Linked DNA regions of Mus musculus: region 1 is linked to region 2. Evidence: chromatin contacts called from ENCODE Hi-C or POLR2A ChIA-PET data. All regions are on one chromosome and are shown on one strand. Each heading gives the region's core, a stretch centred on a gene start or an enhancer-like site at or near the end of the contact. The rest is flanking DNA. Distances are from core to core; before and after follow the strand shown. Region 1 holds the start of Wee1 (WEE 1 homolog 1 (S. pombe)). Region 2 has its middle 44 kb from the start of Wee1.

The links. A loop is a pair of places that touch in the nucleus more often than their neighbours do. ChIA-PET counts read pairs that join two places held with the same protein, here RNA polymerase II (POLR2A).
Region 1: a map of heart shows a loop between it and region 2 (4-fold over the local background). The contact joins the promoter of Wee1 here to the enhancer-like site in region 2. A Hi-C loop is called at or near these places in 9 of 37 maps with a recorded cell type or tissue (adrenal gland, gastrocnemius, heart and 1 more). POLR2A ChIA-PET finds 5 or more read pairs at or near these places in 4 of 5 experiments (Patski and embryonic stem cell).

What each region holds. Positions count from the first base shown.
Region 1 is chr7:110,120,650-110,126,483 of GRCm38, reverse strand. Wee1 (WEE 1 homolog 1 (S. pombe)) reads right to left here and starts at 4,425. Exons shown (of 11, transcript NM_009516.3): 1 at 3,559-4,425; 2 at 1,823-2,028; 3 at 617-677; 4 at 316-488. The coding sequence starts at 4,134.
Region 2 is chr7:110,162,616-110,169,028 of GRCm38, reverse strand. No RefSeq gene overlaps it. Among named protein-coding and RNA genes, the nearest start is that of Wee1, 44 kb to the right of the region's middle. RefSeq lists an enhancer at 2,708-6,220. Within about 2 kb of position 4,753, at least 1 of the 3 ENCODE cell types and tissues checked has a DNase peak (open chromatin) inside an H3K27ac peak, as active enhancers do; it is heart, where a contact is called at or near this core.

The sequences.
Region 1 (5,834 bases), core at 3,176-5,675, 42 kb after region 2:
GAGCTCACCTAGGCTAGTCTGAGCTACACAAAACCATTAGGATGCTGAAGAGATGGCCTAGCAGTTAAAAGCAATGGACTTCCAGAGGTCCTGAGTTCAACTCCTAGCAACTACATGGTAGCTCACAACTATCTGTATTGGGATCCAACGCCCTCTTCTGGTGTGTCTGAAGACAGCTACAGTGTACTCATATACATAAAATAAACCTTTAAAAATAAATAAATAAAAGCATTAGGTATTTGGTTACCCAAAACCTTAATGTTTATTAATAACAAAGGGGATAAAGAGCAAAAACCAAAAGTGTTTAATACATACTCATCAACAGAGCCAGCCAATGGTTTTTTTGATCGTTTAATGGCATAAATGCATCCATCTAACCTCTTCACACATTTAAACACAGAACCAAATTCTCCAGAACCAATTTTCTCCAGCTCATGAAATTCAGTTGTATACCGTGACTTCATGTTGCTTTCAGTAATTGTAATTCTCTGTAAAAGAAGAGTATCCATGTATAATACAAAGATATGAAACTTGGAAATATCATTCTACCTTAGGTTCTGCAGTTTATTTAACATGCAAACATATATTAACTTTTAAATAATAAAAAGTTATTTACTTTGGCAGGTCTTGTTTCATCTTCAAACTCATAATCACTGGCTTCCATGTCTTCAGAGGAACTGAAAAAAATGTGGGTTTTTACCAAAACATCAACTTGAGACCTTACCTACTAACTACAGAGTGAAGGGCATTTTTAATGGATACAAACAAAAGAGAAAGCATCTTATTTTGTAACCCTAAAAAAAAAAATCTAACTCAAATGATAGAAAAAAAAAAGTCCCTACTGAGTGAGTTAAGCTCACTAACTAGACTGGCATCACACAGACAAAAATTAAAGCATTAGAAATGAAGTCTCACCCTGTCTCGAAAAACTAAAAAGAAAAAAGAAGGGAAAAAAAAAAAAAGAAATGAAGTCTCGGGCCACCAAAATAGCTCAGAACAATGGTTCTCAATATTAGATACTCACATTATAAAGCATAACAGAAACAAAATTACAGTTACACTTACAGTTATAGCAAGGAAATAACTCTAGTTGAGGGGTCAAAGGGTCAAGGCATTAGGAAGGTTCCGAAGCACTGGCTCCAAAGGTATGAGCTGTAGCTACCTCTTCTCTTGCCACCTGAGCTCAACAACTCTCTCCCATTAGTTGACACCATAAACCTGACAAGAAATCTAGGCTTTTTTTTTTTTTTAAAGATTTGTGTAAAGCGTTTTGTGGGTATCAAAGTCACATGCATGCCTAGTGCCTGAATAATCAGAAGGGTCAATGGAGCCCCTGGAACTAGAGGTACAGCCATTTGTGAGTTGCCACATAGGTGCTGAGAACTAAACCCCAAGAACAAGAGCTCAACACCTAAGCCGCCTAAGCCACTTCTCCAGGCATAGGAATCACCAATTCTTATTCTTTCCCTTTCTCAGACCACTTCTTTCCTGTAACTGATTATCTGTCTCCTGAGAGCTAAGTGCTAATGTAAGAAAAACTTTCAGAGTGAAGACATTCATGCCATTCAGTAGAAACCTAATTGTGTGCCAGGCATGGTGGCACTCGCCTTTAATCCCAGCACTTGGGAGGCAGAGGCAGGTGGATTTCTGAGTTTGAAAGTCTAGTCTACAAAGTGAGTTCCAGGCCAGCCAGGGCTATACAGAGAAACCCTGTCTTGAAAAAGCAAAAAAAAAAAAAAAAAAAAAAAGAAAGACAGACAGACAGACACCTAATTGTGATAGTATATACCTTAGGTGTGCAGAGGAACCAAACTATACTTACTCATTAAAATACGCTCTCTTTCTCCCACGACACCGTCCTGAGGAATGGAGCAGTACAGGATCCGGAGTAAAGGGGTTAATATTCACTTGGGGAGTTTGCCGTGTATCGAATTCTCTTTTTCCTGACTTTTCTGTGTCCATGAATAGAGAACTACCCCGGAGTTTAACAGAGCCGGAATCAATAACTCGCGCTTTGGAAAGCAAACTCTAGGAAAGGGAAATACAATCTTCAGGACCCAGTCTTCTGGAGTCTTCTCTATATAACCTCCAACTTGCCTTCCTAAGTGGCCAAGTATGTAGCCCAAAGCAGCACATTGTGAATGAAGCTCTGCACTAGAACCCATGCAGGGAGAGGTTCCGTTACCCGACTTGGGGAAAGAAAAGAACAAGGGAGGGGGCAACACACAAGCCTTAGTTATACTTCAAGTAAAACCAATGGCGGCTGACTTAGGAGTCAGGTTGAATACTAACTACTTATCTGCAAAAGATAGCAAAGTAAAAACCCGTAGCTAATCCTAAAATGGACCTTTTGCAGTGACTACACAAAAAGTTCTTATCAGTAGCTAAAAATTAACAGGCTCTTTTAACATTCTAAAAATAAAAACACTCACTCTCATAAAAAAAAAATCCCCACCTCCACCTCAAGTAGGCTTTTGCAGGCCACCTCCCTGGACTCCTCCCCTTACTAAGGGGGATGGTGCCCTGGGCCTGTCCGCCTATAAAATTAGCAAAGCACAAAAGCACCTGGATGTTCGAGATTTAAGACTAAAGTTGCATGGAAATCAATAGATTCCCTTTAAAAGGCTTATGTCGAGGGGCATGGTAGGGCGCCTTTAGTTCCAGCACTCGGGAGGCAGAGACAGGAGGATCTCTGAGTTCCTAGTTCCTACAAAGTAGGTTCCAGAACAGCCAAGGTTACACAGAGAAACGTTCTCTCAAAAAAGGGGGGCTTATTTCCCGTGTTAAACTTACAGGTACCATGCCTGTCTTTATTTTGGAAATTGTCTACTCTTAATGTTTTTGTGACTTCTCAAGTATTACCATGACAGTATGCATATTCACCGGCTATTCCAAACGGGTTCTGAACACACTCTGCTTTAAGACACATTAGTTTTGACACACAGACCAACAAAACGGCAGGGGAAACTCCAGAATAAACACAAAGCTTCCGTAATACTAAATCCCGAAAGACAATCAAAAGCAACCTGGAATATCCATGAGTTCACGACGGTAAACACAGAGACTCAAAAGGACGCGCAGAATCTCTAATGCCATATCACATGGAACCACAAGTCCAGGGGGTTGGAACAAACCCTTTAATAAACCTAACTCCTTCCATCCGTGCCCCCCAAATTACAGGCCCGGACACCGGATTTAACAGGCACCATATGGCTCGGAGTGTCAGGTGGCCAGCAGCAATCCGGCACCCTGGCACACCGGACCACCGAGACCCAATACTCAACCACCTGGACAGCGGGGACCAGGCCCTTTGTAAAGTGGAGTAGTTACAGACCAGGCCCATTGTTCAGTTACATAATCTTAACCGACAACTTCTAGGCAGAGCCAAAAAGGGGGGCTGCCAACTTTTTTTTTTTTTTTGAGTGGCGGCGCAGGACAGCGAGCGGGGTGCGGCGGGGCGGTTATGTAACCGAACCCGGGCAGTGGCGCGCAGGGCTGCAGCGCCGCGGCCTTTTTTTTTAAAGGCCCTGGAGCCGGCTCCTCCGCCCCCTCCATTACCTTGGGAGTGTGCGGCGTGTCGAACAGGCGCAGCTTGCGGAAGGTCTTGTGCGGAGGGGTGCTCGGGTAGTCGGGCTGCGGCGAGCAGGGGTCGTCCATGGCTCGCGGAGCCCCGCAACCCTGCGGGGAGGCATCCCCTGGGCCGCCGCAGCGCACTGGCGAGAACGGGCTGCTCAGAAAGTAGGCGGTCGAAGGTGATTTGACGGGCGACGAGGAGCCGAAACCCTCCTCCTCCCAAGAGTCGCCCTCGGCGCCTCCACCCGCCGCTTGCGCGCCTCCGCCGCCGCCCTGCAGCAGCAAGTCGTCCTCCAGCTCTCCCGGGCTGCTGGGCTCCGCGCCGGGCGAGCGACGGCGGCGCTCGGCCTCGGCCTCGGCAGGGCTGCGTGCAGAAGGCAGGGGCGAATCCGGTTCCTGGAAGGCCGAGTCCTCCCCCGTACTGTGGCCGCTGCCTTCCTCCTCCTCCTCCTCCTCTTCCTCACAGTCGCTGCCCGGCGAGAAGATGAGCTTCTGCCGCAGACTGTAAGCGGCTCCTACGCGGCGGGTGGGCGGCGGCTGCTGTCGGCTCAGGAAGCTCATTTCCCGGCTGCAGTCACGGCGGAGCACGGGAGAACACAGGACCGGCGAGCAGAGGCCGGCGGCGTCCAGGTCGCGGCTGGCACAGGGGGCGGGTCCGCCACGTGCGATCGGGCGCGCCGGGCTGAGGCTGCAGCGGGCCTGCGCGGCGGCAACTCCGAGGCCCGTCAAGCTCACGACGGGGCGACGGCGACGGCTGCGGCGCGGGATGTCCAGCGGAGACTGGCCGGTCCAGTGCTGGCGAAAGGCTCCGCAAGTTCGTCCGCAAGTTCGGGTTCCGCGGCTTCCCGCGACCGTTAACCACGTGAGGGCCCAGCCCACCAATCCCCGCCCAGCCCCGGTTTGAAAAAACAGGGAGGGCGCGACGTAGCCCACGGGGGAGGAACCAGCTACGCGATTTTGGCGGGAACTCGCTGACTCCGCCCCACAGCCTAGGCGCGCCGCCAGTCGTGGGCGGGTCGCGGCATCCCGGGCCAATGAGTGGGCCTGGATTGCACAGAACCCCACCCAGAGTCTATGTTTAGAGGACCGGAGCCTGCCGGGAGCCGCCCTGCGAGGAGGGGCGAGAGGACGGCGGCTACTGCCCAGTGCTGGCCTTGGGTCGGCCTCCCTGTCTCCGGGTTCAGAAGCATCCGGACACCGTGCAGCCTTTGGGGACGCCTAGAAGCCTGGTCCAACCCCAGGTTCTGAGGCCCGACCCCTGGGGCGTTCTGGGCGTGGCTGTGTCCAGTCACGTTCTATAGTCGCGGTCCGAGCCGGAAACAGTGACCGAGCTCTGGACCTTGCCCAGCGCGAAACTCAGATAATGAGCTGCAGGACTAGGACACAGAGGTGGCCTCTCACACAGTCTTGTGTCCCTCACAGCCAGACTTATCCGTGATAATTGGTCCTGCCACAAGCCCGAATGCCTGACCTGCAACCGTGGTGTTTATATTTGTTCGCTTACACGTGAGAGTGCGCTAGCCAAACTGATTGGTCCCGGGAGAGAAAAAAAACAAAACAAAACTGAAGTGTAACAGAGGTGAGTGCTGGCGCACACACCTGTGATTCAAACAGTCTGGAAGCTGAGGCAGGAGGACCAGAAGTTTAAAACCCCTTTGCTCTGTAGTGGTCCTGTCTCATAATTTCCAGGAAAAAATAAGTTTCCACAACCTTCTCAACCGTAACTTAAATCTGTTTACAACAAGTGTGTTCCTATTTTGTATGCTATGATCAATCATTTCTCCTTGTTACGGTTTTGTTTTTTTTTTTTTTAGCATTCTCTGCTGGAGTGGGAATTACTGAGGCCAGACTGTCATACAGAAAAGTAGGTTTCTTTTTCACTAGGAAATTAGAACCCACTTTTGGGGAACTGAGGCCATCAGTAGAAAGCTTGATGTTTTTTAATGTAGATTCACATTATCTGGATAATAGCCTATTATACTCTTCTGTTGTCATTTACTGTAGTTAGGAGTACTAATGTGTGTGTGAGCTTTTTTTAACACTTCAAAGGCTGAAAAGTCAAACTGATTTTTGTTTTTGAGACCTGCCTTTGCCGTGTAGCCCGATTATTTGAACCACCTCCAGAGTGCTGGGATTATAGACCTGTGCACCTGCCAGGCCAGGCTGATGGACTGATCTTTGGTTTGGTTTGGTTTGGTTTTGTCTTGTTTTGTTTTCAAGATAAGAAAACTGTGTAGCCCTAGCTGACCACTAACTCACAG
Region 2 (6,413 bases), core at 3,504-6,003:
CTCAGAGATCCGCCTGCCTCTGCCTCCCAAATGCAGGGGTTAAAGGCGTGTGCCACCATGCCCGGCGCTGTTTCTATATCCTTGAAGCAATTTCTGACATGTAGTTGATGTTCACTAAATAGCTGCTAAATGGATGAGTGCAACAAATGCAGCTTCTGTAGAGAGTTCATCATGCCACCAGGAAATGGCCTAAGAAAAGAAGAGGTTGCTGTGCAAATGCTCTTTATCAACACACACACACACCTCAACCTGAAAGCCAGGCAAAAATGTACAGGGAAGGGAAATGATGAAGCATGTTGCATGGTGGAACAGTATACAGCTATTTAAAACACTAAATCTGAGGCCGGATGGAGCTGGGTTGGAAGAGTAGCTTGAAGGTCTAGGTTCAAGTACCAGCACCACGCAAGCTGAATGCAGTGGCTACTCCTGCAGTCCCAGCACTGAGGGAGTGGAGGCAGGAGGATCAAAAGACACTCAAGGTCACTTGTCTCTTCAGGGTTTGAGGTCATCTAGGGATGAGACCCAGTCTTAAAACCAATAAGTAGCTAGAGATGGTGCCACAAGCCTTCAGTTCCAGCACTAAGGATGCAGAGGCAGGTGGATTTCTGTAGCCAGCCTGTCTACACAGAGACTTCCAGCTAGGGTATACAGTGAGATTTTGTTTCAAAAACAAGTAAACAAACGAAAACCAAGCCGCTTACGATAAAGACAGAAAAAATGGGGACAGTGGCCGGGTGTGGTGGCTCACGCCTTTAATCCCAGCACTCGGGAGGCAGAGGCAGGTGGATTTCTGAGTTCGAGACCAGCCTGGTCTACAGAGTGAGTTCCAGGACAGCCAGGGCTATATAGAGAAACCCTGTCTCAAAAAACCAAAAAAAAAAAAAAAAAAAAATGGGGACTGTGATGATGGCTCAGTGGGTAAGTGCTTTCTGTGCAAGCATGAAGTTCTGAGTTCAGATCCCCAGGGACCCTTGGAAAAAGCTGGGTATGGGAACAGGCATGTAACCCCAGGGCTACAGGAGCACAGAGAGGGGTGGGTCCCGGGGACTCCCTGGCCAGCCAGGATAGCCAAAACTGCAAGCTCCAGATTCAGTAGGAGAATTTGTGTTTAAATGAATGAATAAATATAATGTAGAGGGACCTTAACTTCAATGCTCTTACAATCCCGTGCATACACACACACACAAATGCTTGCAGCATCTTTTTTTTTTTTTTAATTTATTATATGTAAGTACACTGTAGCTGTCTTCAGACACTCCGGAAGAGGGCGTCAGATCTCGTTACGGATGGTTGTAAGCCACCATGTGGTTGCTGGAATTTGAACTTCGGACCTTCGGAAGAGCAGTCGGGTGCTCTTACCCACTGAGCCATCTCACCAGCCCCCGCTTGCAGCATCTTATAAAGAGGTAGAAACTGGATTGGGTAGTAGTGGCACACATCTGTAATTCTCGAACTCTGGACGCAGAGGCAGGCAGTTCTTTGAGTTCAAGGCCAGTCTGGTCTACAGAGTGAGTTCCAGGGCAGCCAGGGATACACATAGAAGCCCTGTCTTGGGAAAAAAAAGAGATAAGAGACTGTAAAACATATTTGTTCTTTACGCAGAGTTATGTCCCCCTATAATTTAGCAATGCAAAGTAAGCCTTCATAGGAAAACCTATGTTAAAACAACGCTGTTGGAGCTGGAGACACGGCTCAGCTACTCAGAGCATTTGCTGATCTTGCAGAGGACACAGGTTCCATTCCCAGCAACTACACAGCTGCTCATACTCATCTGTAACTCCAATTCCAGAGAAACCAGCACTCTCTTCTGGCCTCCAGAGCCACCACGTACACACCCACCATGTCCATAGCCACCACATACATACACAGCACTTACATACATGCAGGCAAAACACTCGTACATATAAAATAAAATCAGCCCGGCAGTGGTGGCGCACGCCTTTAGTTCCAGCACTTGGGAAGCAGAGGCAGGTGGATTTCTGAGTTCAAGGCCAGCCTGGTCTACAGAGTTAGTTCCAGGACAGCCAGGGCTACACAGAGAAACCCTGTCTCAAAACACCCTAAATTAATTAATTAATTAATTAATTAATTAATTAATTAATTTAATTAAATAAAAAGAGCCGGGCATGGTGGCGCACGCCTTTAATCCCAGCACTCGGGAGGCAGAGGCAGGCGGATTTCTGAGTTCAAGGCCAGCCTGGGCTACAAAGTGAGTTCCAGGACAGCCAGGGCTTATAGAGAAACCCTGTCTCAAAAAACCAAAATAAATAAATAAATAAATAAATAAATAAAATAATAAAATAAACAAAATTTAAAGTAAAAAACGAAACAAAGTTCTCGTGGTAAACTTATAAACGGGATTCAGTACCTTTCCTTCATGACTAGAACAACCTGTGTTCTCTCTTTTTCTGTGCCATAAAAACGGCACATTTTTAATCCCCCAGGTACTCTGAGGAAAATCCCAGCACGGTGAAGTCAGCACTCAAGTTTCCCCAGGGACTCCCATACAAGGAGGTGAGGAAGGGTCTTAGCAGGACGCGTGCAAAAGAACCATCCCGGCACCGAAACTGAGTGGTAAGTGAGGCATAGAGCATTTGCATGACTAACGCAGGGGAAAACCCACCAGAGAGCCATTTCTATTTAAATGCTAAAAATGCAGAAGTGCATCTACTTGGGCCTAACATGGCTTTAAAAGGAAACAACCGTGCCTCTGGAGTTTTCTGGGTGGAGATGGGGGCCTTCTGTAAAGAGAGAGAGAAACCCAGGCCTAGTGACTTTGCATGACTCCTCCTGTAGAGGCCAGGCAACACTCCAGGTCTCAGGGCAGGGGGTCCTTTTCTGCAGAGTCCTGAATTTATAACATTGATTTTATTTCCTTTCATTTACTATTTATATGTAAGAAGCAAGGTCTCAAAGTAACTGTATAACCAAAGAAGACCTTGAATTTTGGATCCTCCTGTATCTATCTCTCCACTATAGACATGAGCCACTACACCTGGGTTATGTGTTATGGTCATACATTCCTAGCCCAACATTGATTTGAGATTTTTTTTTTTTTCCTTGAGAGTCTTATTATGTAGCCCTGGCTGGCCTGGAACTCACAGGGACCCATCTGCTGGCCTCTGCCTCCATAGCTGTGATTGAAGGAAGGGCTATGTGCAGCCTGCATTTCTGTTTTTTAAGACTTATTTTTATTTTTAACGTATGTGTGTCTACACTAAGGCTAGAAGAGAGCATTGAATCCTATGGAGTTGGACTTACAGGCAGTTGTGAAGCGAGTGCTGGGAATTGAACCTGGGTCCTCCGGAAGAACAGTAAGTGCTTTAATCACTGAGCCATTTGTTCCGAGCCCTGGACCCACAAACTAAACTTAAGAACTCTTTGGTAATCAGAAAAACTACTGGACTTCCTTCCAAAAACACTGCACGTCTGCCTAAAAGTTGAAACAGCTCACCCAGTTTCATGAATAACCCTGGATCCTAAAATGTTCTACTTGAGTCAACCCCCAGGTTAAGGACCCCTGGTAGGCTTGAATAAACACATCTTATAACACATGCTGCCTTCAAAGCCTGTTTACAGACGGTGATAAATAAGAAAATAAATAAATAGGAATTCATTGAAAAGAACTACTGCCTTCAAAGACTAGTTAAGTCTGTTTACTAGAGGTGGTATACCTGGGCAGGGTTGGGAAAGGTGATTAGTGAGTCCTTTAGTCCAACAAGCAGTATCCTAGATCCGGGGCTCAAGAGCTTCAAGGCCAGAGAGACAATGGGACTTTGAGGGATTTGTTCTGAAACAGGATTCACTGTAACTCAGGATAGCCTCAGATTCTCTATGTAGCAGAGGCTGGTCTTGACGTTTTGTTTCACCAAACGCTGCAACCACCGTCAAGCTTACCTGTCTCTAAATTGTGGTCTTGGATTGATTCTGACTGAATTTCCCAGACGCGGGTTGTCAGGGCATGATCAAGGGAAACCCAGGCCACAGGTGCAGTCCCTGGGTCACCCAGGAAGAGCTTGCGGAATGTCCTGTCTGTGAGTGCCCTCTGCTGGGAACGCTCGGTCCCGCTACGGGACTGCGGCTGCGCACTGGCACCACGGGGCGGCGCAGACTTCTTGGGTGTAGTGCATAACCCAGCGGACTGCCTAGCCTCGGTAACTCCAGTAATGCTCTCTAATATTGTTCATCGTGCCTTCCCTCCGACCCCTCAGACCCTCTGCTTCTCATCATGACTTTGACCACCAAACCGTACTCTAGGCTCCTAAGGCTAGTCGTAGAAACATCGGAGCACCCGTTGCATATATGAAACATGTTTCTCACGACTGAACCGAGTGTTTCGATTATAATTCCAAGGCAGAAAAGGATGCAGGCACGTCGCGGCAAAGAGAAAATGGACACCTGGGTGGTGAGGAAAAAACGGGAGCGCCCAGAGTCTAGCTCCGCACAGCGACCTCACAGTGTTAAGTGCCCGGTACCCTGGATTTAGCAGGGCCAGCCCACTCTGCAGCAAAATTAAGCAAAGCCAATTCCTCCCTGTGTTGGAGAGTTGGCACCAGTGACGCTCTAGACTTGAGCAAAAGGACGCCTGCTAAAGCGTTGATCAGGGTTGGGGCCCTTGCCTAGCAAGCATGGGGCTCTGGGTTCCTAAGAAAACTGAGCCCAGGATGTGAGCCACGTGGTGGCTTTTGTCCGGTCTTCCCGGGACCACGGGCGCCAGCAGGGGGCGAGACGTTCCTTTTAACCCCGCTCAATTGAAGTTAAAAATAGAAGCTGAGTTCAACTGAAAAGCATGAGACAGCAAACGTAGAGAAACTTGATCAGGCCGATATGAAGTAACATTTCCAAATACGGCAGTAAGGGCATGAGACAGAGCAAACGTGGAGAAACTTGATCAGGTCGATATGAAGTAACATTTCCAAATACCTCAGTAAGGTAAGCAGCTTCGGCAGGAGCGCTGCTCTAGGAAGTGAATGAAAACTTCGAGGTGTAAAAAATGTTAAGTTCCAAGTCAGACATCAAATGAACTTTCAGGGATTAAAATGGTAAATGTTTTAAAGACAAAGACACGCAATATCAATTAGAGTAAACGTTTTATCTGTGGATAAATATTGGAATTCTCCAGCTTTAAATAACAAAATATTACAAGGGAATTCAAAACCATGAACACTAAACAGAGTTTTAAAAAGTAATAATAATAGCCTGAGAAAAACTGTCTCCAACAAAATTCAAGCTGAGAGTATCTCAAATGAATAAAACTTTATACAGAAAAACAAACCAGAACTGGGTGGTAGTAGCACGTGCCCTTACAGTCAGCACTTGGGAGTCAGTCACCTTTCTGAGTTCGAGGCCACCCTGTTCTACAGAGTAAGTTCCAGGACAGCCAGGACTACACAGAGAAACCCTGTGTAAAACAAAACAAACAAACAAAAAAAAACTCACAACCAAACAACCCCCCCCCCGCCAGCCTCCTACATAAAACAGATATATTGGTGATAGCCTGTAATCTAGCACCTCAAAATCAGAGAATGTGAGTTTGAGGCTAGCCTGAACTGCACAACAAGACTCTGTCTCAAAAGAAAACAAACAACAAACAAAAACAAAAAAGAAAAAAAAAAACGCTAACAAATCTAATAAGATGGGTGGGTAGCACCGCCCATCTGAGAGGTAGGGCAGGTAATTAGGAGTTCAAAACTGCCACTTTTTCTCCCCTCCTGTATTTTTATTTATGTGTATATGTGTACACCATGTGCATGCAGTGCCCACCAAAGGCAGGAGAGGGCGTTAGAGTCCTCTGAGACCAGAGTTACAGATGGTTGTGCGTTACCAAGTGAGCCCTGGGAATTGAACCTGGGTCATAGGGAAAACTGAGCCGCCAGTGCTCTTAGCAACTGAATCAGCTCTCTAGCCCCTAACGATATGATAATTTTAAAAACAGACTCTTGAGCTATATAGGCCAGAATAGGGCACTGGATTCCCTGGAACTGGAGTTGCAAACAGTTGTTAACTGAGTGTTCTTAACTACTTAGCTTAATTGAAAAGTGGCAGCAGGAAGATCAGGGGTTTAAGATCAGGCACAGCTACAACTACAGTGTGTTCCCAGTCAGCCATCCCTAGCTACACAGGAAATTGCCTGGGGGGATGGGTTATAATGCTTAAGAGTCTGGTGTAGGTCTGCAGCACAACAAATAAACAAAACAAAGTGGAAAAGCAAAGCAAACAAACAAAAACCTGCTGCCCTCCAGCTGACCAGAGTCACCTGAGAAGAGAAAACTTCAGTTGAGAGATTGCAGGTCTGTGGACACTTTCTTTATTTGAAACAGGGTTTCACTATGTAGCCCTAGCTGGCCTGGAACTTGCTGTGGAGACCAGACTGGCCTAGAACTCATGCGATTTGATCCATAAGAGAAGGCTGA